Regions from separate parts of the Homo sapiens genome. Here all the other regions are linked to region 1. Evidence: chromatin contacts called from ENCODE Hi-C or POLR2A ChIA-PET data. All regions are on one chromosome and are shown on one strand. The core of a region is the stretch at or near the end of the contact, and the rest is flanking DNA. Distances in the headings are between cores, read along the strand shown. Region 1 holds the start of LMBR1L (limb development membrane protein 1 like). Region 2 holds the start of DNAJC22 (DnaJ heat shock protein family (Hsp40) member C22). Region 3 holds the start of DRC2 (dynein regulatory complex subunit 2). Region 4 holds the start of PRPH (peripherin). Region 5 holds the start of FKBP11 (FKBP prolyl isomerase 11). Region 6 holds the start of ARF3 (ARF GTPase 3). Region 7 holds the start of WNT1 (Wnt family member 1).

Region 1 (3,882 bases), core at 558-3,057:
AGCCAGGAAGGTGGGAGGGCTCAAAAGGTCAGGCTGGAGTTCCACGCAGTTCCAAGAAGCTAGGCTGCTCTCTAGCCTCTAGATGAGAGCCAGGTGGGGGAGGCACCATAAGTCTTCAGGCTACCCTTAGCCAGCACTGATGTTCTCAGCTCATGGGACTAAAGGATTAGGGAGACATCCAGGAGGCTGCTTCTGTCCAAGGTCTCATCCCTCCCTGTTCTCTAGGAATTTGAGCCTCCAGCCCGACACTGTCTCAAGGCCTGGGTGTGCCTCTGCAATATGCCCAACCCACCATGTGGACTGTCCACCAAGAAACACACAAGGAAGGCTTGCCGAAAGCACACTTCTACTGGAGTTGCACACACAGACTAATATACTTTCCTGTCCTCACAGATAAGAGCAGACCTAATTATGTCCTGGCTCAATTTACCCCTCCTCCAATCAGGCTGCCCAGGGCTGGCTAGAGCCCAGCCTGAGAAAAATGAAGGGAATGACCCCAACAATGGATTCCCACACTTACTAACATTTCTTTCTGTTTTTCCAAACCATTCCCTTTCCATTTACTATCTGGAGATGAGGGTTGCCCTGGTGAGCTCTGGGGAAGGACACAGGAGAAAGGAGAGAGGTGAAAATTCAAAGCAAGGCTGAGAAAGATATGACACCCTAAGCTCCACTGGGTACCCCTACCCCAGAATTGAGTAGTCCACTTCTGTGCGCAAGGTTCAGTTGTCGCTCTAAGTGGCAGGGAGGGCGTAAGGAACAGCAGCCAGGTACCCTCTGAAGCCCTGGGAGGACCACTCACTGGGGAAACCCCGGAATGGCTGAGAGGCTGGGAACCCAGCCTTGCAGGGTTTCAAACAAACACCAATGAGAAAGAAAAAAGACGGGGGAATACTTGGTTGTTCCTCATCTCTACATATTAGGATCCACCCCAGCAAGACTCCTTTCTTCCAAAGCAGATGACCCACCAAGTCCCCAGGTTCCTCCCGTCTGCCATCCCTACACCTCCCCTCTTTTCTGGAATCAAGCTCAGTGTGACGACGTCTCCCCTTCATCCAACGTCAGCTGAGTTTGCCCTCAACCCAGTTTGAGAAGCAAACCCATCCTTCCCCGATTATCAGACTAAGGCAGACTCCGCAGGCTCTCAGACCCCGGAGACCCCCAACAGGAAGACGCGCTGGGTGAGGGGTGGGAGGGAGGGGCAGGGGAGGGGCGTGTGGGGGAGGAACGGAAACGACGGCCTTTGTTTATCGCTCAGGGACCCAGCTGATCCCATCTAGGGGATCGCTAGCCGGGCACCCGCCCTTCTGCCCGGACGGAGGCCTCCGTCGCCCGCCGCTGGCCCAGGCATGGTTTGACGGCACTCTGAGACCAGGTGGGCTCGGACCCCAACCTCCCCGTCTCCCGCAACCCCCGCTTCTCCTCGCCGGGGCCCCGCACTCACAATACACTCGCGGATCCTCTCGTGGAATAGCTGTTCTCGCACGGATAGCACTTCGTAGTCAGGTGCTTCCATACTCTGCTCAGCATGACTGAAGCCGAGGTGCCTCTGGGCCCGGGGAGGACGAGCGGGGAGGAAGCCGCCGCCGCCAAGCACCCAGACCCAGCCTAGGGGCCTTTCCTCGCAGCCTGCGACAGAAACTCGGGGCAGTCTGGGGCTCAGATACAGTCGTCCGGACGCCCCGCCCTTAAAGGGGCAGGCACCACCCGCCTCGTTTTAAAGGGCTCTGTCCTCCCTTTGCTCCCCACTCTTTAAGGTCGGGTCGCGCTCACGTTTCAATGCAAACACCCGCCACTAGGCTCGCTACGAGGAAGCGCCGCTGAGGGTCCATCTTTTTAAGAGATCTAGTGACGACACAAGGGATGGGCGGGTTCCTTCCAGGGGGAGGAACTCATTGGCTCCTGGAGAGCTGTCGTTCATCGCTGGAGGAGCGCTGATAGGCTCGCCCTGTGGAGGAAGGCGGGATCTTTTGGGCCTACCGCTGCCCATACTAATAGAGCAACTGTCTCTCTTATCTGGGAAAAGTGAAGGTTCCTGGATTTTAGTAGCAGCCAACATTTTAGTATGACCTTGGTTAAATGAACCGTTTGAAGCAGGCCAGCCAGGCAGGATGTGAGGGCACCCTAGGGGTTCTGAAATGTACCGCTGCCCAGTAACCGATGTTCTGTAGTAGCATTTTCTGTGTGTTTGTGTTGGGGTGCCCCTCCCCACATCCCCACCCCGCTTTCCCGCTGCCAGGAGTTTTCATTCAATCATTTTTGTGGAAGACCTAGTGTGTGCTAGAACAAATACTGAAAAATACTGGAGAGAGGACTACAGAAATACCTTGCAACTTTGTGAAGAAATGCCCACAAGGATCACTGAAGAGTGGGGCTGAGTCAAACATTAGCTAACCACTTACTATGTGCCATTCACTTTATAGTCGTTATCTCAGCCATGTTACCCAGGCTGATCTCGGACTCCTAGTCTCAAAGTGATGGGCCTCCCAAAGTACTGGGATTACAAGGCGTGACCCACCCAGCCTATTATCTCATTTTTAACGTCACAACAACACTTCAGAGGAAGATGTTGTGATTCAGCTTTTATTTCTTTATTTATTTTTGAGACGGAGTTTCGCTCTTATTGCCCAGGCTGCAGTGCAATGGTGTGATTTCGGCTCACTGCAACCTCCGCCTCCCGGGTTCAAGCGATTCTCCTTCCTCAGCCTCCCAAGTAACTGGGATTACAGGCATGCGCCACCGCGCCCAGCTAATTTTGTATTTTTAGTAAAGACGTGGTTTCTCCATGTTGGTCAGGCTCATCTTGAACTCCCAACCTTAGTTGATCCGCCCGCCTCGGCTTCCCAAAGTGCTGGGATTACAGGCGTGAGCCACCACGTCCGGCCAAGATTTTGTGTGTGTGTGTGTGTGTGTGTGTGTGTGTGTGTGTGTGTGTGTGTGTGTGTGTGTGTGTCTTGGAAGTAGACAGGATTTAGACGAAGGGAGATTTTCTTTTAAGTTATTTATTTTTGAGACAGTCTCACTCTGTCGCCCAGGCTGGTGTGCAGTGGTGCGATCACGACTCACTGTAGCCTCCAACTCCAAGGCTCAAGTGATCTTCCCATCTCAGTCTCTTGAGCAGCTGGGATCACAGGCAGGCACCAGCACACTTAGCTGATTCTGCCATGTTGCTCAGTCTGGTCTTGAACTCCTGGGCCCAAGCTGTCGGCCTGCCTTGACCTCCCAAAGTGCAGGGATTACAGGCGTGAGCCAACAGACCCGACCTCCTCTAAATTCTTAAAGCAACATCCAGCTGCATAGTTCAGTGAGCAGTTAAAAATTGGCCATTAGCCGCGCGCGGTGGCTCACGCCTGCAATCCCAGTACTTTGGGAGGCTGAAGCGGGCGGATCAAGAGGTCAGGAGATCGAGACCATCCTGCCTAACACGGTGAAACCCCATCTCTACTTAAAACATAAAAAATTAGCCGGGCGTGGTGGCAGGTGCCTGTAGTCCCAGCTACTCGGGAGGCTGAGGGAGGAGAATGGCGTGAACCCGGGAGGCGGAGCTTGCAGTGAGCCGAGATCGCGCCACTGCACTCCAGCCTGGGTGACAGAGCGAGACTCCATCTCAAAAAAAAAAAAAAAAGAAAAGAAAAAGAAATTGGCCATAAGACCGGGCGCGGTGACTCATGCCTGTAATCCTAGCACTTTGGGAGGCCGAGACGGGTGGATTACCTGAAGTCAGGTGCTGAGAGCAGCTCGGTCGGGGAGACCCTAACCCAGCGGCACTAGAGGAATTAAAGACACACAGAAATATAGAGATGTGAAGTGGGAAATCAGGGGTCTCACAGCCTTCAGAGCTGAGAGCCAGGAACAGAGATTTACCCAACAGCAAGCCAGTCA
Region 2 (3,882 bases), core at 365-2,864, 240 kb after region 1:
GAAGCCCGCCCAGGGCCTCCCCCTCCCCCGCTCAGCCCTGCCAACTCCCCCAGCAGGCTCCAGTCTCGCTTCAGCGGCCGCCACCCTTCGTTGCCCCTGGAGCCGCCGGGGAGGCCAGTGTCGGAGCCAGCCATGCGGCGGCTCCTCTCTGGCCGCTCCCGCGGGGCCGGGGCTTCGGCGGCTGCTGTCACGGAGCCGACAGGCCGGGCCGGCCGGGAAGGGGCGGGTGGCGGGGGGGAGAGGCGGCGGGGTGAGGCTGGCTCAGCGCTGGCACTCAGTGGGCGCGCAACGTATGTTTGCCGAATTGAAAGGCTGGGACACCGAGCGGCGCAGGGCAGAGGGTCGGAGGGCACAGGCGGGGTAGGAGATGGCCCAGACCGGGTGAGGGCAGAAGCCTCACTCACGGGGGAAGAAGGCACTCGAGGTCGCTCTGAGGACCGCTGGGCTGGGATAGACCACCCATCCCCCGCCGGGGAGACCCGGGTAGTAAAGAACAAGACAGAATGGGACAGGCAGGACGGTTTGGACCCCACCTACAAGCGCCTCCACCACCCCAGCCTCCGATCCTTGTCACGCTCTGCTGGGGAAACCGAGGCAGCCGATGCTGAGAATAGCCAAAAAGTTAAAAGCGGGGTCAGCGACGAAGCTGGGGCAGCAACCAGAATTCCTGCGTGGGTTTTTTGGATTCCTCCGCCCACGCGGGGCCAGTTTGCGGGTAAATGCACCACCGCGCCCCGCACCACAGCTCAGACCCTTTCCTCTCGCTGCAGTTTGTCAGATCCCCCCACCTCCCACTCTGCACCAGTTTATAGAACAACAATTTGGGGAAAACAATCCGGGCGGAGTGACGGCCCCGTAATTGTGACAAAGTGAGTGCGGGCGGCTGGAGAGAGCGCTAGGCCGGGAGCGCTGCAGGGCGAGGCGGAGGCAGGGGCGCCTCCCCCCGCCCTGCCGCCCCCTCGTTCTTATTCCGGTCACCTCCCATCCCTCTCCTTGACTCTTCAATTCCTCTTCTCCCGGCCCCTTGCGCCTTCCTTCGCTTGTTCCTCCATCGCTCTTCCCTTTCCTCCCGGTAACAGCTCTTCTCCCGCTCCCCCGACCCCGTCGCCCCTCCCCCGGTGCGCTTTTTCCTCGCTCACTTCTCCCCTCTCCTCTGCCCTCCACTCGTTTCTTCAGCTTTTCCTCGCGCTTACATTGCCCTTGGGCCCCTGGCTCTCCCCGCACAATCCGCTTCTCTCCCTCCCCACTCCTCCCTTCCTGAGATCGAACCCTGAGCCCCTTCCCGACCCCCACTCTCTGGGCCGCCAGCGCAGCCCCGCATTTCTGGGTTCCTCGGGAAGTAAACCTGGGGGCGCGCTGCGGCCCCGGGTGCCCCGGCGGCCAGCCCCTTCCCTCTCCCTTGTATGGCTGCCGCCCCCGCCCCACCACCTGAGCCGGGAGATAGTTTGTTTGTCCAGCGGCGGCCGCCGCCGCCCACGCTGTTTGCAAAGCTTAGCGCGCCGTCGCGCAGTGCGGGCCCAATTAAGTCTCATTCATTATTCAGCGCTCCTGTCCGCCCCCGCCCCCCAGCAGTCTGAGGCGTCGCTTTGGGGCCCCTCCCAGCCTAGGCCCCTCAGTGAGCCCTAAGAGGTCATATAGAGAGCAGCATTTCCTCTCCAGGCCGAGATGAGGGCTGAGGGCGTTTGGAGGGAAGCGCTCTGCCTACTGCCGGGAGGTGACACCCGCGAGGCCGACCGTCCCCCGAAGCCCCCGCAAGTCCAGACTGGGGGACCTCGGAGATCCACGAGATTGCCAGAGAAGGAAATTGAGGCCCAAGAAGCTGCATGACTTAGCCAAGTTCACGGAGTAGAACCCGGGATTGGAGCCCGGGACATTGAAATGAAGGCGTCTTGCATTGCAGCTCCGTTGCAGCGCAGAGGCGCAGGAAGGCAGACTACCACGAGCCTCGGGCTGCGGCCTCGCCCTCCTGGTCGAGCCTCCTGCCCTCCAACCCTCTGCTCCCGTTTCTCCCTCTGGTTCATAGCCCGCGGGACAGAGCAGCCCTGGATTGGGAGGCTCCTCAGGTCTCAGGCTCAGGTGCAGAAGCAGAGCCCCTAACTGGAAGGCTCGGAGGTGGGCCGGTGAGGCAAGCAAGCCCTGTGGGGGGTTGAGGACAGCTTGGGTTGGATGTCCCTCACTGCAGCCTGTCCGTGGATGTCTCTGCCTTAAGGGAATTGGAGGTGGAACCATCCAGTCTTGAAGGTCAACGGAGCGTGAAGAGAGGAGCGTGCAGCTTGAGGTGAGGGAGGAGTCACCTTTCAATTTGTGGGGGTGGGAGGAGGTAATCAAGGACGTATTCTTGCATTTACAGGAGTTTATCCTTTTTTTTAGCACTACAGATAGGAGCGTCCCTTGCTCCTGCCAGGCAGCCCCTCCATAGGGGCAGTCCTGTGCTGCTGTGCCTCGGTACCCGCACAAGGTGTCTGGGGACCGCCCGGACCCCCCCTTCCATCGGCGGCAGCGCCACCTGGCGGCCATGGTGCGGTGGTGTGGGAGGAGCTGGGCCCGGGCTGGGCACTGAGCCCACCGGAGCTGCAGGCGTCTGCAGAGCCTTGCACCGAGTTTCCCCGCGAGGGCGGGCGGGAGGAGTCCCAGGCGGGAATGTGATCCCCAGGGGGCCGGGGAGGGCCCTGGGGAGGAGCCTGGCCTGGGGAAGCCGGACTTCCGTGACACAACAGACACAAAAGACAAAGTCCATTTGGATGGAAGTGGGAGCAGGGCGAGACGGGCCATTTTCACTCTGTGGTCAAAGGAAATGACTGGTCTGACTCGGTCTGGGAGCGGGGCACCCAGGTATGGCCACTTGATTTGGAAGTAGCGGGTGCTGGCTGGTGGTCGCTCCAGATAGAGGGGACACTGGCAGGCACGCTTGGCGTCCAGTTTGATATTGTGAGGATTTGTCCAGCTGCTGTGGAGTGGCTTTCCAAGCCGGCCTCCGAAAGAGGTGGTTGAATTGTGGGGTGCCAAGGTCTAGGTCAAACGAAGTTTTCCAGAATATTTTAATAAAGGGAATTCAGGACCCCTTTCAAGTTTGACCTGTGGGAAAATCTCATGGCCTGGAGAGTTAGGAAGGCAGGAGAGTGGCTAAAGCCTGGGCCAGGTGTGGGAGGGCAGCCACAGTTGGAGTTAAGTCAGGGGTAAGGCAGAGGCTTTCAAAATGTGTGGGAACTTTGGAAAAGCATCCAATGCAGCCCTGCCCCTCCACACATCCCCCCATGAGTCATTTGGGGTCATGGGTCTCAGGGGAAGTCTGAAATTTAAACAGCTTTCTCCTCTAAATCTGGAGTCACTGTGGTTGTAAAGAATGGGACTGAGGTGCTAGGACAAGGGATATGAGATAAATAGCACTGGGGACTCAGGCAGATCTGTACTCAACTTTTATTGGAAAGAGAAATGGTTGCTGTGTTGGAGCCTGGACATCATCTTATGACTCTACTTTTTCCCATCTCTTAGGGTCTAAGGATAACTCTGGGGCCATGACAGCCATGAGTCTCACAGAGGACCCCGAGACTTCTGTGCTGCGAGTAACCGGACTTGTTCTGAGACCTTTGCCCTAGAGGATGGCCAAGGGGCTCCTGGTGACCTATGCCCTCTGGGCTGTGGGGGGCCCTGCTGGGCTCCACCACCTGTACCTGGGAAGGGACAGCCACGCCCTGCTCTGGATGCTGACCCTGGGGGGAGGTGGGCTGGGCTGGCTCTGGGAGTTCTGGAAGCTCCCAAGCTTTGTAGCTCAGGCCAACAGAGCCCAGGGACAGAGGCAGAGCCCCAGAGGGGTGACACCCCCTCTGAGTCCCATTCGCTTTGCTGCCCAGGTGATAGTTGGCATCTATTTTGGCCTTGTGG
Region 3 (3,882 bases), core at 486-2,985, 210 kb before region 1:
GCCGAGGTTGGTGGATCATTTGAGGTCAGGAGTTTGAGACCAACCTGGCCAAGATGATGAAACCCCGTCTCTACTAAAAATACAAAAATTAGGCAGGCATGGTGGTGACACCTGTAGTCCAGCTACTCGGGAGGCTGAGGCAGGAGAATTTCTTGAACCCGGGCGGTGGAGGTTGCAGTGAGCCGAGATCACGCACTGCACTCCAGCCTGGGTGACAGAGTGAGACTCCAGTCTTAAAAAAAAAAAAAGGGTTTGTTTGTTTTGTTTTTGTTGTTGTTTCTTTTTGATACAGGGCTGCTCTGTCACCCAACTGGAGTGCAGTGGCTTGACTATGGCTTGACCTCTGGGGCTCAGGTGATCTTCTCACCTCAGCCTCCTGGGGTAGCTGGGACAACAGGTACGCACCACCACGCCCAGCTAACTTCTTTTGTATTTTTTGTGGAGAAGGGGTTTCGCCACATTGCTCAAGCTAGTCTCGATCTCTTGGGCTAAAACGATCCTCCCGCCTCGGCCTCCCAAAGTGCTGGGATTACAGGTGTGAGGCACAGCGCCCAGCCTGCATATTCTTTTTGAGGTTCATCCACATTGTAGCTGGTATCCATAGTTTGTTCTGAATAATATTCCATTGTATGGACATAGCATATTTTGTCTACTCATTCACATGTTAATGGACATTTAGGTTGTCTCCAATTTTTCCAACTGGGCTATTATGAGTGAGACAGATAAGAAAATTCCTGTGCAAGTTTTTGTGTGTATACATGCTTTCATTTCTCTTAGGCAGATCCCTAAGAGTGAAATTATTGGGTCACATGGTAAATTTATGTTTAACATTTTAAAAAATTGCCAAACTGTTTTCCAAAGTGGCTACACCATTTTACATTTCTACCACCAATATATGAGGGTTCTCGTTTCTCCACATTCTCTCCAACACTTATCTTTTTAAAAAAGGTTTTTGTTGTTGTTGTTGTTTGCAGTTTTTACAGTTTTATTTAAACAGAAAACATACACATGAGCTGTCTACTCATTTTCTTTGCTGCGCAGCCTGGGATTGGGGTTGGTGACTCTGACGGCCAGCTGGGCAGCTCTTTTCCACGATGGCTTTGCGGTTCTTGGAGGAAACATTGTGAGCGATCTCAGCACAGTAAGATTTGTTGCACAACAGCAGCACTTCCAGCTCCTTGACGTGTGGACCAGGAATTTCCGGAAGCCACTGGGCAGCATGTGCTTTGTTTTCTTGTTGCTCCCATAATCAATGTTGGGCATCAAGATCTAACCCTTGAACCTTCCACGAACCCTGTTGTCAATACCTCTGGGTTTCCGCCGGTTACGCTTAATTTTGACATATCGGTCAGACTGGTGCCGGATAAACTTCTTGGTTCTCTTTTTGACGATCTTGGGCTTCCCAAGGGTTCTGAGGACGGTTTATAAAAGTGCACTGAGGGGAGGCTGAGACAGGAGAATTGCTTGAACCCGGGAGGCGGAGGTTGCAGTGAGCCGAGATCGTGCCCATCCTAGGCGACAGAGAGAGACTCTATGTCAAAAATAAATAAATAAATAAATAAATAAATAAATAAATAAATAAATAAAATGCACTGAGGAGACAGATTTTTGAGAGTTAAAAGGACCCTCTCAAAAACCGACCGCGGTCCTCCACTGGGTAGGGGGCGCTCCAAGACAGGGACTCTTCTAGCCTGTTGCCTCTCCATGTTAGCGATATCCTCGTTGCTAGGAGACTAGACGCGTCTTACAGTGGGAGAGCTCAGCCTCACTGATAGCCGGGGATCTCTCCTGTTCGAGGGCTGAGATCTCCGGTCCCACAACCGCCCACAACCAGGGGCACTTCTGGAAGTCCCCTTTCTAGGGACATTTTTCTTCTAAGCTCTGTAACGCGGGCCGAGGCAGACCGAGGCTTCTTTCCCGGATCCAATCCCCTGCCCCCATGCCTAAGAAAGAAAAAATGGCCAAGACGCCCCTGTCCGATGAGAAGCAGCTGCTTCTGTTTCAGCAGAAGTTGCTGGCAGAGGAGGAGATGGCCAAAAAGAAGGAGAGGCTCCTCAGCCAGTTCTTGAAGGTGATGGCCTTTTGCATTATGTCCTGCTCAACCCCATCCACCCCCTGCCCTGGCCCTGTCACTGAGGAAACCTCATTTTCATCCTGACCTCCCCTCCTCCGGAAATCCTGAGACCCAGATATACTTAGATTTCAGGCAACATTGTTTGGGAGGCGGGGGTGTTCTCTGCGAAGCACGGAGGGGGTGCGTGGTATACGGCTTGGCAATCTTTACTGAATCCCAGAACTGGGACCGTAGGTCCTGTCAGCTGTTCCAGCTGTCTGGAATGCTGATATTCTCCCTGGAGATAGGTCATTACAAACAACATCCTACTCTGATGCTCCCACCCTGAAGGAAATTCACCCTTGCCCTCCCTAAATGCCATCAGGCCGTTCCCATCGAAAAGGGGTAAGGTGTCAGCTGATAAATTAAGAGTGATCTTGTTTGTTGTACTGAAAGGCCCTGACTTCCTGGAGGTATATTTATTCCTTCACACAGGACAAGCTGGCCAAGGAGGAACACAACAGTGCTCTGAACCTTAATAAGATTAACACACAGTGGAGAACTGTCCTTCGGGAAGTCAAGACCAGAGAACTTCATAAGGACATTGAGATCCTCAGCCAAACATTTGAACGAGTGGTGGACTGTAAGGACAATGTCATCAAGGTAGGCACTCTTTCCAAGGAAACCTTGAGTATGGCTTCCTGACCTCTTAATAGAATGAGCCTAGTGAATCCATCTTAAAGCCCTCACAAGACACAGGCTGTGAGAAAGCCAGGCTATTGGTAATAATGGTTTTCACAGAAATAAAAAATAGAATATTGGGCTTTCATCCCTCTCTCCCTTAGAGGACCCACTCTTCTTGTCATCTATTGCCCAAAACCAGTACTATCCAATAGTAGAGTCATAAGGCACAGTAGACATCACCCAGTGACTTGAAATGAGTCCCACACCTTCATTTCAATGTCAGAAGGCTCAGTTCCAGAGGGGAACTGACTTGCCCAAGGTCACATAGCTAGTCAGTGAGAGAACCAGGACTCCAGCATGTGTTTATTGATTCCCACTGCAGTGCTCCATTCAACTAAATTGTTTGGCCTCTTGATTCAACTTCAGTGGCCCTGGATAAGGTTGAGAAGATCTCCATGGGTAAGAGCAGTTCTGGATTTCTAAGCAATTCAATCAGCCATCCTTATGCTCTTGGGAGGTTCTTGAGTTCTTGATTCCATCCTATCTTTTCTTCTAAGGGATTTTCTGTACCCCTTCTTTTGTCTTACTTTTAATATTCTGCCTCCATTTACTGCCTTCTCCTTAGTCTTTTCCATTATTTATTTATTTATTTATTTGACATGGAGTCTTGCTCTGTTGCCAGGCTGGAGTGCAGTGGCACAATCTCGGCTCAGTGCAACCTCTGCCTCCCAGGTTCAAGTGATTCTTCTGCCTCAGCCTCCCGAGTAGCTGTGACTACAGGCATGTGCCACCATGCCTGGCTAATTTTTGTATTTTTAGTTGAGATGGGGGTTTCACCATGTTGGCCAGGATGGTCTCGATCTCCTGACCTTGTGACCCACCCGCCTTGGCCTCCCAAAGTGCTGGGATTACAGGCGTGAGCCACTGCACCCAGCCAGAGTCTTTTCCATTTTCAACAAAACAAAGCCCACAGTAACAGCAAAATATACATTGCCAACATGGTATTCCCCCTCTAGAAAACACACATTTCTCTTTCATAGCCTAATCCCTGGGGAAAGAGCTCAGCAGACCCTGGGCAGCTTCCAGAGATAAATATTAAGAGTCCTCAAATTTGCAATAACCATTATTCATTAGAAGTCCACATA
Region 4 (3,882 bases), core at 1,287-3,786, 180 kb after region 1:
AGCAATAATAAAACCAGCTTCCATTTTCAGGCTTTAAGATGTGTGTCCTAAGCACTTCACATGTATTTATTTATTCCTTTAGTCCTCCCAACAACACTATGAGGTAGAAGCTACAGTTAGTTATCTCCCTTTTCTTGAGGGACATGAAGGGACGTAGTGACGAGCCTAAATTCTACAACAGAGTGGTGGATCAGATGGGAAGTGTGGCAGCTGGATGCCAGAGCCCGGCTCTTAACCCAGACTCTTTGCCTACCTTTGCTCCGCCTGGAGTTGCTGGCCTGCTCCTTCTGCTTTAGGGGAGGAGCCTCTTCTGCCTGGCAGTTCCCCACCCAGGCCTGATCCACAGCTCCAGAGCCCTGCTGTGGCAGCCCTCTGTCCCTTCTCCTCCGAGGCATGTAGGTGGCCAGCGGAGCCCTTAAGCAGGGTGAGGACGGGAACTCCATCTGGAACTCCCCAGGCCCAGCTGCAGCCCCAGCAGCCTCTACTCTCAGAGGCTTGGGTCCCCCACTAGTGCCCTGTAGACAGGGCCTGAGCTGGTCCTCCCCAGGCCTTGCCCGCCTCTCCTGATGCAGAGCTGGCTCCCTGCTCCTGGAGGGTGGGGCCAAATCCGGGATAGATGGGGCTCCAGGCCAACAGCAGCTGGGGCTCAGTGCCCAGGACTGCGGCAGGAAGCACCAAGGCTTCCCTAGCCCCTCCTCACACCCACCAAGCCTCCCGGCCCTATCCCGGGTGGGACCCTACCCCTCCCAATTCCCAGGAGTTAGGGGAGGCCAAGCTGTCATTTATTCGTCCTGTCCCATCTCTCCCTTCCTCCCGCTTCCCACTCCCCTGGCAACCAAACCAGACCCATCAAGGAGAAGGAACTGGCAGCTGTGCAGGGAGAGACTAATGGCCCGGAAGGAAGGAGGGGCCTGGAAAGGAGACGAAGGCGGTAGGGACGTGAGCAGGGCGTTGGCCCTGGCCCATCTCACAGGACGCACAAAGGGGGGAGGGGGCTGCTGCCCTGCAATACTGAGGAGCTGGCCAGCCAGGGAGCCGCCCTCCTTACCCCCAGCCAGATATCCAGGCAGGAACCTGAAACCTGCTTCCCCAGATGCACTCTCTTGTCCTCAGGTCCCATCTGAGGCAGACCTGTCTCACAGGACAGCGCTGGAGTCCCCAGCAGCAGCAGCAGCCCCAGCCCTATGGTTCCTGGCAAACCCAGCAGACCTCAGCAACCCGGCTCCTGCAGACCATCCGAGCTGCCTCTGTCCACTCCTGGGCAGGTTGTGCTTGCATTCTGGAAGCTGTTTGACATACAAAGGCCAGATATCAGCCTTCTCGCTAACTCTGGAGTAGGGGAGGGTGTGGTGGGATGTGTGATTGTGTGTGTATGTGTGTGTATGTAGTGTGTGTGCGCATAGATATACAAAGCTGTGTGTATGCATCTGTTTGCGTGCGCAGGTTTGTGGACCTGTTCTGGGGCCTTCTCTCTTTCAGACTGCTGGGGATGGGCACTTTCTCTTTCCCCATCTCTTCCCCATCCAGCCCCACCCATCCCTGGTACCTGCAACTCATCAATACTGGAAACCAGCTCCTGCCAGTCCATCCATCTCTCAGCCTTGGCAGCCGCTGTTGCCCCTCAGCCCCCTCCCCTTCCTACCTCAGGAATCACTCTGGTTCCTGTAAAGCCCATGACTGAGCAGCAATTGGTGTGGGGTTGGGGGGAGGGAGAATCCAGTAAACCAAGACAGAATACAAAAGGCCCACTTAGCCCAGCCCGTGGCATGGGGCAGACCCTCCCGAGTGGGATCCAGAGCTGGGTCCAGCCACCCTCAGCCCCCTATGATGTACCCACCTCATTGGGGCTTGTTGCGGGGTAGGTCTAGGTTTGGGGGCTGTGTCTTTAAGGCTGAAACATCAGCAGACAACCTCTGCTGGGCCGTCTTCAGGGGAGGGGGAGGGGGGCTGGTCAGCCCATTAGCAGCAGAGCTGGCGCCAGGCACCAGCCCTTCACAGGGCCCTGGGGATTAGGGAGAGTAGCTCTTCCCCAGCCCGATCTGCCTCTGCGCCCCTGTCTCCTATTCCTCTCTGGGTGTGGTGAAGGAGGGGTAGCTGACAGCAGGTGAAAATAGAGCCTGGCCTTCAGGGGGCAAGTCAAGGCACTAGCTATGGGGCCTAAGCCAGGTCAACTCTCCCTCCAGCTGGCCTCCTCCCTACTCCTGTGCCAGAAGCCTGCCCTTTAACTTCAGGTCCTTCTACCTCGCAATTTTCAGGGACTCTAGTTCAAGTCAGGCCTTCCTACCCTAGGTTCTAGCTTTGGGTGCTTGTTGGGAGGAAGTGACCCCCACCCCAGCGGCAACAGGGGGCAATCAAGTGGGTAGAGGCCTGCAACCAGGGAAGGGAGGGGAAGGCGCTCCTGCTGTTCCGCAGGGGTGGGGCATCCCCCTCCCCATACAACCCCCCTCCAGCGGGCCATCAGGCCAGTGGGAGGAGCTGCCCGTGCCCCCCCTGAGACCGCAGGGCTATAAAGCCGCCTCGCAGCGGTCTGCGGCTCCTTCCCAGCCCCCGGCCTAGCTCTGCGAACGGTGACTGCCCATCCTTGGCCGCAATGAGCCACCACCCGTCGGGCCTCCGGGCCGGCTTCAGCTCCACCTCATACCGCCGTACCTTCGGTCCACCGCCCTCACTATCCCCCGGGGCCTTCTCCTACTCGTCCAGCTCCCGCTTCTCCAGCAGCCGCCTGCTGGGCTCCGCGTCCCCGAGCTCCTCGGTGCGCCTGGGCAGCTTCCGTAGCCCCCGAGCGGGAGCGGGCGCCCTCCTGCGCCTGCCCTCGGAGCGCCTCGACTTCTCCATGGCCGAGGCCCTCAACCAGGAGTTCCTGGCCACGCGCAGCAACGAGAAGCAGGAGCTGCAGGAGCTCAACGACCGCTTCGCCAACTTCATCGAGAAGGTACGCTTTCTGGAGCAGCAGAACGCGGCCCTGCGCGGGGAGCTGAGCCAAGCCCGGGGCCAGGAGCCGGCGCGCGCCGACCAGCTGTGCCAGCAGGAGCTGCGCGAGCTGCGGCGAGAGCTGGAGCTGTTGGGCCGCGAGCGTGACCGGGTGCAGGTGGAGCGCGACGGGCTGGCGGAGGACCTGGCGGCGCTCAAGCAGAGGTCAGGGGGCAGGGCTGGGCCGCTGCCGTCGAGGCGAGGTCGAAGCGGCCGTCGAGGCGGCTGCTCTTGCCTCCCCTCGCTTCCCCTCTCCATCAGCAGCCCAAGGGTGTGGCTCCCCTTACCAACCCAGGTGTGTGCGGGCAGCATCCCTGCCCACGGGCTCCAAGTGCCCCCCGCTACCCCTTTGCTCTGAGTGTTTGGGGAGGTGGGAGAAGTGGGTATCTGTGCCTCCCCTGAGTAATGAGGAAACCCCCTTTTCAGCTCCCAGTCCGTTAGAGACAATGCGGGGCAATTCCATTAGACAGCCTCAGCCCTCCATTTAGAGTCCTGGGCAGCAGAACAGCCTCTAACCGGATCCTGGGGGGCGTGCGGTCTGGGGTGCGAGCTGGGCGGCGACCCCGCAGTTCAGCCTCTGCACGCTCTTCCCGTCAGGTTGGAGGAGGAGACGCGCAAGCGGGAGGACGCGGAGCACAACCTCGTGCTCTTCCGCAAGGTGAGTCCGAGCCCCTCTCCGAGTTCAGCCTCCCCACCGCTACCCCCGATCTCAGTATCCAGAGGTGGCATCGGTGGGCGCGGGGAGAAGGGGGTAACCCAGATGCCTCCTGAGGCAGACAGGGAAGGCCTGGTCCTTCCTTGGTCTGCGCAGCCCCTAACTTATCTTGAACCTCCACTGCCACCCCTCGAAGGACGTGGACGATGCCACTCTGTCCCGCCTGGAACTAGAGCGCAAGATTGAGTCTCTGATGG
Region 5 (3,882 bases), core at 672-3,171, 190 kb before region 1:
ATGCCAGGTGGCCTCATCAGGTTGTCTTTAGTCCCTGTTGGTGATATGAGGAGGAAAAAGGTGGCCCTGTAGATGGAGGCCCCAGCCACTCCTATCTGTCTAAACAAACTTGGTCTGGATCTTCTCAAGCATCAAACAAAGTATATAGCTCCTTATAGCTCTTAGGGACTGGGTATTTTGATGGCCTGAGAGAGAGTCCTAGTCAGATTACCTGGGACAGATGGTGGAAATCCCCGTTTTCCATAGGCCAAGTGAGAAGGAATGATTGCCCTTCGCTTCTCTCTGAGGGAAGGAATGTCAGTCACAGCCAGAGGCAGGAGAGGTAGGCCAGCAGCCTCAGTCCAGCTGAAGCTCCTTCAGCAAAACCCCCTGAATCTTCACACCCAAAACACGAATTTTTCCACCTGAACACCAAACAGGCTGGCCAGCAAAGGTGTCCATCTCCCCATGTGCCTCAACTCCCCCGACAAAAGCAACAGCGCAAGAGGCACAGAGGCTTTGAATGCCCTCAGAGGTCCCACTGACCTGGACCTGTCCAGTGGGAAGCAGGGTCCTTTATTCCACATTCTCCTGCTTAAGGAGTGAGGATGGCCGAGAAAGCCTCTACCCATGCAAAGGGGGTACCCAGGCCCACCCCTGCCGAGATACTCACCCCACACACATGTCGAGAAGACTCTGCTCCAGACCTTGAAGAAGAAGACACAACTGAACTGGAAGCTATCCACCTTCCCCAAATCCCATGACATGAAGATCAAAGTCTTCCTCCTCCATCCTCAATTGACCTTTCCCTCACTTCTTAAATCTCTGGCTTCCAATAGGATATGGGACAAGTGGAGTACTAGAAGTGAGGTTTGAACCTCAGGAGGTAACTCGTAGAGCCCTAGGGTCTTACTCATTTCAGGGGGGATTTCCAGGGCAGCTTTGGAGCCGAAGAGGCTAAGAAAGGGCTTAGGTTGGGAAGAGGTGGAATGGGAGGCACAGGTCACATACCTGGAATCACCTGCTTTTGGCCAAGTTCTATAACCAGAGGGTCTCTGGTCAGGGAGGTGTCAATAATACGTCCATCTACCAAGCTTCCCTGGGGGGAGAGAGCATCAAGAGCATACATCTAGCACCCTCTCCCTCCCAGCAGGCGCGCAACACACACCTGGACCGCTGGGCGGCGGCAGCCCCCTTAGTGCGGCAGCCTAGCGTTCCCCTTACCGCTGTAAGGAACAGGAAGCCCCAGAAGGCTGGCGCTTCTCGGAGATCTCTCCACCCTGCACTTCTCCGTGCCAGGTAGGAACTGGCAGAAAAGCAAGGAGGGAAAAGAGGCACGGAAGAGCAACGTCTCTCCCCTCGCCACGTGCTCGACGACCCCAGAGCCCCGAGTTTCTTCTCCCGAACCGCTTGCCACGTGTCCAAGCCAAAGCTGACGTGTTTCAGCAGGGCGCCGCCCCCTCCCAGGCCCCGCCCCGGCCCCCCAGACCCCTCACCGTGTAGTGTATGTGAAGCGTGTCTCCAAAAGCAGCGGGCTCGGCACATGGTTCTGGGGGCTCCACCTACGATCGGACTACAGGGGTCACGGATGCTCTTCCAAAGATCCCGTTCTCGCCCCTAGACCCGGCACCACCCCCAACTCAGTTCCCGCACTTCCTCTCCTCCCGGCTCCCAGGTTCGCTGAGACCCCAGTATTACCACCCAACAAGGCTCGGCCCACGGGGGCTGAGGGTCGGGACTATCTCCTCACCAGGGTCTCCACTTGGAGGGTCCGGACGGGACTTTCGGTTTCGAGCCCAGCCTCAGCCCGGCACACCGCCGCACTGAGCAGCAGCAGCAGCAGCAGATGGAGCGGGAGGAGTGAGGGGCGCAGGGTCATGACTGGGCGCGGGGCAGGGAGCCGGGGCACCAGGACAGGCTGTTCGGGTGGCGGCAGCCAGGACAGCGTTCCCGCGGCGCCCAGGCCAGACTGGACGGGACGGGGCGGGTCGCGATGCTAGAGCTCCTCCTCCTGCAGCCCTTCCTCCACCTTGTCCCCACCTCCGAAAGGGAGGAGGCCGAGGGGCGCCCTCTGTACCCTCCAAGATCCGGAGGGCGCAGGTTCTGACGCATCCGTTAGACGTTCTGTCCTATAACGTGGGTCGGGCCAAACAATAGCACCCATTTACGATTACCTACTGTGTGTCAGGAGCTAGTCTCTAATCCTCAAAACCACCCTGAAAGGTCGGCATGATTGTTTCCATTTTACAGATAAGGCACAGGGTGCTCAGGATGTGCCCAAGGTCATCAGGCTAGGTGGTGACAGAGACAGGATTCAAACCCAGGACTGCCTGAGTCCAACGTGGTTGCTGTCTGTTCTTCCAAGTCGTCTCCTTGTGGCTATCCTGGCAGTGTCTGGCTGGCAGACCCCACCCAGGCAGTTCTCATTCCTCTCCGACCTCCAGCTACTTCAGCTTGAATTTCTGGAGGTTATAGATCCAAGTATCCGAAATAAGGCAGGGGGCTGTCCTATCCCTGTCCTTTGAAAAGCTAGCTGAAAAGAGCAAGGAGCTGTTATCCTGTAAGAACAGGGTAAATCCCTGATCTTTTCCTCTGGTGCTACTATTTCCTTTCTCCTTTCATCAACAAACTTCTCAAAGGGCAGCACACGTAATCCATTTATGTAAAGACTTCACTTTTTTTTTTTTTTTTTTTTTTGAGATGGAGTCTCGCTCTGTGGCCCAGGCTGGAGTGCAGTGGTGCCATCTCCACTCACTGCAACCTCCGCCTCCCAGGTTCAAGCGATTCTCCTGCCTCAGCCTCCCAAGTAGCTGGGATTACACCCGCCACCACGCCCGGCTAATTTTTGTATTTTTAGTAGATAAGGGGTTTCACCATGTTGGCCAGGCTGGTCTCAAACTCCTGATGTCAGGTGATCCGCCTGCCTCGGTCTCTCAAAGTGCTAGGATTACAGGCGTGAGCCACCAGATTTCTTTTTTTTTTTTTTTTTTTGAGGGGGAGGAGTTTTGCTCCTGTTGCCCAGGCTGGAGTGCAATGGCGCGATCTTGGCTCACCGCAACCTCTGCTCCCGAGTAGCTGGGACTACAGGCATGCGCCACCATGCCCAGCTGATTTTGAATTTTTAGTAAAGACAGGGTTTCTCCATGTCTGTCAGGCTGGTCTCGAATTCCCAACCTCAAGTGATCCACCCACCTCGGCCTTCCAAAGTGCTGGGATTACAGGTATGAGCCACCACGCCCAGCCCACTTTTTAAAAGTTTTTGTTGTTGTTGTTTGTTGAGACGGAGTTTCACTCTTGTCGCCCAGGCTGGAGTGCAATGGCACGATCTTGGCTCACTGCAACCTCCACCTCCCGGGTTCAAGCGATTCTTTTCTCTCAGCCTCCCGAGTAGCTGGGATTATAGGCACCCACCACCACGCCTGGCTAATTTTTGTATTTTTAGTAGAGATGGGGTTTCGCCATGTTGGCCAGACTGCTCTCAAACTGCTGACCTCGTGATCCGCCAGCCTCAGCATCCCGAAGTGCTGGGATTACAGGCGTGAGCCAATGCGCCCAGCCAACAGTCTTAACTGTACTCATTCTTCCAATCCACCTGCAACAACCTAGACTTCCTCCCTATCTCCTGTTTCTGTTAGTGGCTCTGCTACCAGCATTCGTTCTTCTCTCATCTCCCACATCCAACGGGTCTACTCTGGATTCTCCTTCCAAAGTCTCTCCAGCTCTTCCCTTCCATTCCCATAGCTACAACCCTCCCACCTCAGGATAAGAAGCCTTCATTATCTCTCATTTGTATTGTTTAAAAAAAAAAAGTCCCCTCAGCAGGAGGGAATTTCTAGGGGTGATGAAATGCTCTATATTTTCAGAAGGATGTGGGTTACATGGGTGTATGCATTTGTCAGAACT
Region 6 (3,882 bases), core at 647-3,146, 150 kb before region 1:
CTTCTGCTGACAGCCAAGCCATCTCTTGCCCTTTCCTTAAACTACAGTTAGAAAGCTTGTTGAGTTCTATCTATTTACATTCTAAATTCATCATGGGTACCTACTGTTTGCATGGGCATTGTGGAAGAGGAGACGAAATCCAGTTCCTGCAGTCGAAAAGCGTCTAGTCTCTTTGGAAAAGCAAGATAGACAACTATAAAAATTCTAACTATGCAAGGTAATAATTCTATGCTGGGAAACAGGACGCATGTGAATATGTGATACATGGGAGCCTTTCCTGGCTGAATCCAAGGTCAATCATTCATTCGGTGAAAAGCTGAACCTTAATGGATTAGTTTCTTTCTTAGAATGAACTTTTACAGACATGTTTTTCAAACTCAAGTCCAATGGGCTATGATAATCCACTGTCCCATAACACTGTCCCATGTCCCAAGTCACGGCAAGTGGAAACACCTACCCCAACAACAAGCCCAAGACAAAATAGCAGCAAAGACTGTTACTACCTACCTGATTGAGGACAGGGAAGGAGGTATGCAGCGACTAGATTCTGTCCTGTTGCACTGACCCAAGCAATCAGACTCTTGCAGCAGATCTCCTCCCAATAAAACTTTCATGCCATAGACCAGGGGTGACCCAATCCAACAACAGCAGAGACAGGTTTTAGGTTACATTTCTCCCTCACCGGGACGGCCTTACTATTTCTTCTCACTCCTGACCACATACCACAATCCTCCACCTCCACCACCACATTCCTCCTGGCCTGGAAAGATGGAGACCCGCCTTAATGCAATCAAGACGGGAATTCCCCCAAAATAACAGCTACCACTTTGCTAATCAAGTGGCCCGTTTTAACAGGGAACTCCACCTCCCCAACTCCCGCCCCTTCCCTCAAACGATTCGCGTAAGCAATGGCTCCATTTTCTGTTCCGGGAATCCTGGTACTTCCTAAAGAAAGAAAGCGGATTGGAAGACACAAACTGAGGGCCAGTGACAAGATGCTCCCTCCTCCTGTGAGACCGCCCCCGCTCCGCCTGGGGAGGAAGGCCCCACCTCTCTTCTCCCAGGAAGATCAGATCCCCCTCCTCCTTCTCCTGCCTCCTCTCCACCCTCTCCCCACTTGCTGCCCTCTTCCCAACCTGCGGTTCCCTAGACTCGAAAGCGCAACCTCTACCACAATAGCGCCCATGTGGTGCCCCAGCAGCCTGCCCTGTTGGCTAACCCCCAACCCCCCTACGCACCCCTGCCCTATGATGGGGGAGGGGGTGTAACCACAGCAAGGCTTCTCTCCCGTCTCCTATTGCTAAGGTGGGGGAGGGAGAGGGAGTAGAAGAAAGCAGCATTCCCTAGCCCTTTAACAGAAAAGATACAAACAGCCATCACCGCCCCCTCATCACCTCTCCTCGGACGGTTTTCCTCTCCCTCAACAGCACACCTCCTGCAGGCGACAACCTAACTGCAGCCCAGGTCGCCCCCTTGAGCGAGGCGGAGGACAAATCCGTGTGCGCCCCCCACCCCCACCCCAGCTCTGCGTCCTTCAAATGCGGGGGCAGGCGTGAAGCTGGCCCGACGCACCCTCTCTGAGCTCTCGGGTGGGAAGAATCCCACCGCCCCACGCCAAGCAGTGCCGGGCGGGGCCCGGGAGGCGCTCTATCTCCTCAGCCCTCACCCTGACCGAGCCTCTTCTCTACCGGGACCCGCCTTCCCTTCCCAGCCTCTCACCTGTTCCTGCTATCAGCTGCGCCGCTGCGGCCGCCGCCTCTGCCCCGCAGGTTCCGCTCCGCTCCCTCTGGCTCCCCAAGCCGACTTCAGCCCGGCTGCTGCCCTGGCCCACTCCCCGGCTCCCTCCTTCCTTCCCTCCACCTAGCACCGGAAGCCGCGACGGCGACTGGAGCTGTGCGGCGTACCCCCACCCCCAGCCCGGGATACTTCCCACCTCCCCGATCGCGCGATAGCTGCGCGGTAGCTAGCGGCAGTTCTCGCGAGACCCATCACCATGGCAGCGGCTGCAGCACCGGCGGCCGGGCGCTGGAGCTGGAGTCAGGGCGGGGGCAGGTGTGGGGGCTGTGGGCGGCGGAGGCGGGAGCCGTGAATGGGGATGAGACAGTGAGGACTGAGGTGACAATCCCAAGCTCCAGGGTTGTGCCTGGAATTTAAGGACTGAGGCGGCAAGTTGGCTGCGTAGGAGACGGGCTGGGCTGCGGGGCCCAGGGGCTCCTTGGGCAAAGCCAGCATCGGGATATGGGTGAACAGTCGTTGCTGTGGCATGCCTTACCCAGCCAGACTTCATCTTTATTTCTTAATCTGGGCTAGCTGCCATCCCCTGAAAGCCCTCACCGCACCATTGTTGTTGCTCACTATTCCTGAGACTAGATTACTGTGGGGTCTGAATCAAGAGATCCTTTCCCATAAGGAAGAGGAAGGAGAGTGATGAACTTAAGAGGCTAAAGGAAAACAGCTGGACTCTGAGCCAGTTAAGTTGGAACTTGAAAGACGGAGAGTGGAAACCTAATATTCAGAAGTGTGGTTTGAGGAAGTGTGCCTAGATGAGTAGGGATTTTAGTATCCCAAGGAAAGGTGAAGGACTTTGCACCCATATTTCTTGCTTCCTACCCACTCCTACTTCCCTCACACTCCGTTTTGCACCTGGTCTAGACATGCAGAACTGCCTTGAAACAAAAATAGCTGTGATAGAAGGGCACTAGTAATGCTAAGAACAGAAGGTTCCTTTTTTTTTTTTTTTTTTTGAGACAAGAGTCTCACTCTGTCGCCCAGGCTGGAGTGCAATGGCACCATCTTGGCTCACTGCAACCTCTGCCTCCCGGGTTCAAGCGATTCTCCTGCCTCAGCCTCCTGAGTAGCTGGGATTACAGGCGTGAGCCACCGCGCCCGGCCAATAGAAGGTTCTCTAAGTGCCCTCTCTCCTCATTTACAGCAGTATAAGGGAATGAACACATGGCTCTTCCCTAAGGCTTGAGCCCAAATTGTTGCTCTTATGAATTTATTGCCTTGGTTGATTTTGTTTGTTTGTTTCCTTGCTTCCAAGAAGAACTAAGCTGGGGCCAGGCCCTGTGTTCACACTTGTAATCCCAGCACTTTGGCAGGCTGAAGTGGGCAGATCACTTAAGGTCAGGAGTTTGAGACCATCCTGGCCAATATGGTGAAACCCTGTCTCTACCAGAAAATACAAAAATTAGCCGGGCATGGTGGCACATACCTGTAATCCCAGCTACTTGAACTGAGGCCAGAGAATCGCTTGAACCTGGGAGGCGGAAGTTGCAGTGAGCCAAGATCGTACCACTGCACTCCAGCCTGGGCGACAGAGTAAGACTTTGTCTCAAAGAAAAAAAAAAAAAAAGCTGGTAGGTGCCATATATGTCGATCTCCTTGTCCTCATCAATCCCTGGTGTATGCACTTACAGTCCCTTAACCCAGTCTGTTCTCTCTCTTATGTTAACCTGATAACATGACCCTAGAATGTCAAGCTAAGGGGACCTTAATTTAAGATGGTAAGGGATGAGATGGATGACAAGGAACCTGTTTATAACAAGGAATTATATCTGTCCTGGGCACTGCTATTAAGGGCTGCTGCCCTGCTAATCTCTGTGGGTTGTTTTTGTTTTTGTGTGTGTGTTTGTTTGTTTGTTTGTTTGTTTGTTTTTGAGATGGAGTCTCGCTCTGTCACCCAGGCTGGAGTGCAGTGGTGCAATCTCAGCTCACTGCAACCTCCGCCTCCCAGGTTCAAGCGATTCTCCTGCCTCAGCCTCGCGAGTAGCTGGGACTACAGGTGTGTGCCACCATGCCCGGCCAATTTTTTGTTTTTTTAGTAGAGACAGGGTTTCACTGTGTTAGCCAGGATGATCTCAATCTCCTGACCTCGTGATC
Region 7 (3,882 bases), core at 805-3,304, 130 kb before region 1:
TTCAGGCCTGGGGAAATTTCTCAGTCAGAAGGCATCCTAAAAGACAAGGGAGATGAAAAAAATGAGAGCTAGAACTCAAAAGGGAGGCAGAAAGGCCCAAAAAATTATTTTTACCCATCAATTTTGAGAAGGGTTCCCAGCCTGTAATTGCTGCACACTGGCAAGCAGCTGGTAAGGTCGAAAGAGCATGGGCTTTGAGTCAAATTGGTCTGGGTTTTAATCTGGCTCTACCATTGATTCATTTATTAGACGTGGACCTTGGACAAGTGCCTGATCTATTTTTAATTCTGCAAAATGGGGAGAGAGAAGAGATCTTCCCTCCTTCCAGGGGCCATGTGTGTGGTGGTGGGGCATGATAACCAGGCTGGCAGTGCCCCCTATTCCCCATATAGGGAAAAGCAGCCACTTTTTTTTTTTTTTTCAGATGAAGTCTTGCTCTGTAGCCCAGACTGGAGTGCAATGGCGTGATCTCGGCTCACTGCAATCTCCACCTCCCGGGTTCAAGCCATTCTCCTGCCTCAGCCTCCTGAGTAGCTGGGACTACAGGTGTGCGCCACCACACTCAGCTAATTTTTGTATTTTTATTAGAGATGGGATTCCACTATGTTGGCCAGGATGGTCTCGATCTCCTGACCTCATGATCCACCTGCCTCGGCCTCCCAAAGTGCGGGGATTATAGGCATGAGCCACCGCGCCCAGCCTGTCACTTCTTCAATAGGAGGCCTAAATGGCCTTGAAGCTGAGTAGGAGTCCCTGGGAGAGAAGAGAAAAGTGTACAATGGATGAGATGGTCACAGGCACTCTGGGTATCCCAGTGTGGTGGGAACTAGAGCTTTAGGGAAAGACAGAAACTTGGCAGAAACATCCAAAGAGAAGCAAACACATGGAGGCACAAGTTTCCTCATCTAGGTTCAATGTAGCCAGCAACCCTTGTCTTCCCAGTCCTCTCCATCACCATACATACAGTGGACATCCGCACCATTTCCCATCCTTTCTGAGCCTAGGCCTCAGAGACTTAGCCACTCCAGGCTGGGTTCACCTCAATACCATCTTGGTTGTAGGCTCGGCTCTCTCCCCCAATGACATGCACTGGTTGACACATACCACAGTGTGACACGCCATAGGATGCCACGAGGTACAAAGGGCAACAGAATGACGCATACACACATATTTAATCTTCCCATGCACATGCTCATCCACCCACTCCACACACAGTCCAGACACTCTGCATCCCTCAATCATGCTTCTGAGTCTCCTGTCGACAGTTGCCACCTCCTTCCTGACACACTGCCCCAGGCGGTGACTGTGACAAGGTGACTCCATGACCTTTTCTGACTTGAGCTAAATTCCAAAATTCTTTGGAAAGTTTCCTAACATCCTTCGTCAGAACAAGGAGTTTCTGCACGTACCAACACACAGGAGGATGCACCCTCAGAACACAGCACATTCTCACTCCCACCCATATTCACGTTGTTCCACTTCACACACACACACACACACACACACACACACAGCCACTTGTGCGCTTCTTCTGGCGCACATGAGCAAACTGCCTGTTGCTTTAGGTTTCTCTCCACCGCTAGGCTCCTTTTGGTTAGCTCACCCCCACAACTCATCCCCGGGATTTCCCTGACCACAGCCGCACTCACGCCCCCGTCTCCCCTTTTTCCTTCTCTGTCCAGCCATCGGGGGTTCCTGGGCGGTTAAGCATCTCCCCGGAGTCGCTGCCCAGAACCACAGCTTTCCTTCCGACACTCAGGATGGGGGAGAGAGGGGACGTCGGAGGGGCCCGGGGTGACGTCGAGGGGACAACCCCACCGCGGGCGGCGAGGCGGGCTGGGCCCCTGGCGGGCTCTCCCCGCAGCACACTCTCGCCGCGCCCCCTGGCGGATGCTAGTCCTCGACGGGCTCCGGACGCTCAGCTGAGTGAGGCGGGCGCGCGTGGGAGGGTGTCCCAAGGGGAGGGGTCCGCGGCCAGTGCAGGCCCGGAGGCGGGGGCCACCGGGCAGGGGGCGGGGGTGAGCCCCGACGGCCAACCCGTCAGCTCTCGGCTCAGACGGGCGGGAACCACAGCCCCGCTCGCTGCCCATTGTCTGCGCCCCTAACCGGTGCGCCCTGGTGCCACAGTGCGGCCCGGAGGGGCAGCCTCCTCCCGTCACTTCAGCCAGCGCCGCAACTATAAGAGGCGGTGCCGCCCGCCGTGGCCGCCTCAGCCCACCAGCCGGGACCGCGAGCCATGCTGTCCGCCGCCCGCCCCCAGGGTTGTTAAAGCCAGACTGCGAACTCTCGCCACTGCCGCCACCGCCGCGTCCCGTCCCACCGTCGCGGGCAACAACCAAAGTCGCCGCAACTGCAGCACAGAGCGGGCAAAGCCAGGCAGGCCATGGGGCTCTGGGCGCTGTTGCCTGGCTGGGTTTCTGCTACGCTGCTGCTGGCGCTGGCCGCTCTGCCCGCAGCCCTGGCTGCCAACAGCAGTGGCCGATGGTGGTAAGTGAGCTGGTGCGGGGTCGCCACTTGTCCCGCGGCACAGAGCCAGGGGCCAACCCTACCCAGCTCCCACGCTCTGGGATCCGTCTGCCGACAGGCTCCCTCCCCGCTCTGACTTCCCTCCGCGACACCGAAGGGCGATCTGGCATGAAACTGCCCCAGACTCCAGCTCTGTACAAGTGGGGCGAATGATCCGCCCGCGGAGGCCTAAGATACCCCAGGCAGGGAGCCCACTCTCATCTAGCACCGCCCTTCCCCTTTGAGCGCCAACTCCAGCCTCACGGCGGTGGCTCACCACAGGTTTCCCCACCTCGGGAAGTGAAGGGCCAGGAGTTCGCCTAGAAAGGAGGGGAGAAGAGGGTGGGACTCCTAAGCATTTCACGCCTTGGGTGGGCAAGAACTGCAGGCCATGATTATCTCGCTCAGGCTGACCGGAAGAGGCTCGGAGATCCAAGGTAGACACTCGGTCTCCGGGTACCTCCTCTGTCCAGTCTCCGGACCTAGGGCTCAGGCGAGCAGCCCTGGGACTACTGGGCACACACAAGTCTGGACGCCCAGTTCTTTCAAATTAGTGAGCCTGGGAGAGCGGGTATTATTAATCTCCCGCCATTCTCTCCAGCCACATACCCCCAGGAAGAGGACCGGGTGGCACAGTTTTTATGGTTAGGGTGCGGATCCCCTTCCTGAGCCTGAGCTATCATACGTCCCACCAGGGGTATTGTGAACGTAGCCTCCTCCACGAACCTGCTTACAGACTCCAAGAGTCTGCAACTGGTACTCGAGCCCAGTCTGCAGCTGTTGAGCCGCAAACAGCGGCGTCTGATACGCCAAAATCCGGGGATCCTGCACAGCGTGAGTGGGGGGCTGCAGAGTGCCGTGCGCGAGTGCAAGTGGCAGTTCCGGAATCGCCGCTGGAACTGTCCCACTGCTCCAGGGCCCCACCTCTTCGGCAAGATCGTCAACCGAGGTGGGTGCCCAGGAAGGCGACGCTTCCGGGAGCAGGGGAAACGCGGGGTCACCCCCAGGGCATGGGCGGGCGAGTTCAGAGAAGGTGTCCCAGGCGCCTGGAGGGTCACACAATCAACCTTGCCAAGTGCCTCGTGCCCAGCGCCAGCTCGGGGCCAGACTTCTACCAGGCGTTTTCCAGCCGTGCACCCTGGAAACGAAGCTTAACTTTTCTGAGCTACTGCCCCAGATAAAGAAAGTTTCGGGTCGCGGACGCCGGCTGACCGCCGCTTTCCCCCAGCCTCTCTCAAAAGCGCCTGGGAAGCTGCTCTCTGCAGGCGTGTGTCTGGCCTCTCGCCCAGCAAGGCTTGCACCGCCAAAATGGGCCGAAAGTTTTGGGCTGCGAAGAAGTCTTGGGGATGTATGGTTCTTCCGCTCCCCTCTCTTCGG

Evidence for each region. A loop is a pair of places that touch in the nucleus more often than their neighbours do. ChIA-PET counts read pairs that join two places held with the same protein, here RNA polymerase II (POLR2A). Pooled maps may share reads with other maps.
Region 2: a loop to region 1 is called in a pooled map, with 3 times the contacts of the local background. The contact joins the promoter of DNAJC22 here to the promoter of LMBR1L in region 1. A Hi-C loop is called at or near these places in 3 of 50 pooled maps. POLR2A ChIA-PET finds 5 or more read pairs at or near these places in 3 of 52 experiments (A549, K562 and T-cell).
Region 3: a loop to region 1 is called in a pooled map, with 2.3 times the contacts of the local background. The contact joins the promoter of DRC2 here to the promoter of LMBR1L in region 1. A Hi-C loop is called at or near these places in 1 of 50 pooled maps. POLR2A ChIA-PET finds 5 or more read pairs at or near these places in 4 of 52 experiments (OCI-LY7, T-cell, activated CD4-positive, alpha-beta T cell and 1 more).
Region 4: a pooled map shows a loop between it and region 1 (2.7-fold over the local background). The contact joins the promoter of PRPH here to the promoter of LMBR1L in region 1. A Hi-C loop is called at or near these places in 1 of 50 pooled maps. POLR2A ChIA-PET finds 5 or more read pairs at or near these places in 3 of 52 experiments (HepG2, Panc1 and activated B cell).
Region 5: a loop to region 1 is called in a pooled map, with 3 times the contacts of the local background. The contact joins the promoter of FKBP11 here to the promoter of LMBR1L in region 1. A Hi-C loop is called at or near these places in 3 of 50 pooled maps. POLR2A ChIA-PET finds 5 or more read pairs at or near these places in 5 of 52 experiments (CD4-positive, alpha-beta T cell, H1, OCI-LY7 and 2 more).
Region 6: a loop to region 1 is called in a pooled map, with 4 times the contacts of the local background. The contact joins the promoter of ARF3 here to the promoter of LMBR1L in region 1. A Hi-C loop is called at or near these places in 9 of 50 pooled maps. POLR2A ChIA-PET finds 5 or more read pairs at or near these places in 8 of 52 experiments (A549, GM12878, HCT116 and 5 more).
Region 7: a loop to region 1 is called in a pooled map, with 4 times the contacts of the local background. The contact joins the promoter of WNT1 here to the promoter of LMBR1L in region 1. A Hi-C loop is called at or near these places in 5 of 50 pooled maps. POLR2A ChIA-PET finds 5 or more read pairs at or near these places in 7 of 52 experiments (A549, BJ, CD4-positive, alpha-beta T cell and 4 more).

The regions. Positions count from the first base shown.
Region 1 is chr12:49,109,040-49,112,921 of GRCh38, forward strand. LMBR1L (limb development membrane protein 1 like) reads right to left here and starts at 1,808. Exons shown (of 17, transcript NM_018113.4): 1 at 1,445-1,808. The coding sequence starts at 1,516. RefSeq lists an enhancer at 977-1,516 and a silencer at 2,374-2,554.
Region 2 is chr12:49,345,274-49,349,155 of GRCh38, forward strand. DNAJC22 (DnaJ heat shock protein family (Hsp40) member C22) reads left to right here and starts at 1,615. Exons shown (of 4, transcript NM_001304944.2): 1 at 1,615-2,278; 2 at 2,371-2,832; 3 at 3,493-3,882. The coding sequence starts at 3,600. RefSeq lists silencers at 1-129, 160-259, 280-399, 2,432-2,651 and an enhancer at 2,314-3,257.
Region 3 is chr12:48,902,398-48,906,279 of GRCh38, forward strand. DRC2 (dynein regulatory complex subunit 2) reads left to right here and starts at 1,736. Exons shown (of 8, transcript NM_033124.5): 1 at 1,736-2,071; 2 at 2,549-2,716. The coding sequence starts at 1,940. It also overlaps the pseudogene RPL32P27. RefSeq lists a silencer at 1,693-1,742.
Region 4 is chr12:49,292,611-49,296,492 of GRCh38, forward strand. PRPH (peripherin) reads left to right here and starts at 2,537. Exons shown (of 9, transcript NM_006262.4): 1 at 2,537-3,135; 2 at 3,568-3,628; 3 at 3,822-3,882. The coding sequence starts at 2,591. TROAP-AS1 (TROAP and PRPH antisense RNA 1) reads right to left here. Exons shown (of 8, transcript NR_120449.1): 6 at 2,650-3,882; 7 at 1,838-1,925; 8 at 21-1,286. RefSeq lists enhancers at 29-792, 793-1,555, 1,635-2,552, 2,553-3,469.
Region 5 is chr12:48,923,571-48,927,452 of GRCh38, forward strand. FKBP11 (FKBP prolyl isomerase 11) reads right to left here and starts at 1,922. Exons shown (of 6, transcript NM_016594.3): 1 at 1,730-1,922; 2 at 1,476-1,541; 3 at 991-1,078; 4 at 653-686; 5 at 212-282. The coding sequence starts at 1,858. RefSeq lists enhancers at 868-927, 2,188-2,287.
Region 6 is chr12:48,955,591-48,959,472 of GRCh38, forward strand. It overlaps ARF3 (ARF GTPase 3), which reads right to left and starts at 1,897. Exons shown (of 5, transcript NM_001659.3): 1 at 1,720-1,897. RefSeq lists enhancers at 94-1,089, 1,145-1,224.
Region 7 is chr12:48,976,268-48,980,149 of GRCh38, forward strand. WNT1 (Wnt family member 1) reads left to right here and starts at 2,055. Exons shown (of 4, transcript NM_005430.4): 1 at 2,055-2,487; 2 at 3,201-3,454. The coding sequence starts at 2,384. RefSeq lists a silencer at 1,740-2,109 and enhancers at 2,993-3,592, 3,593-3,882.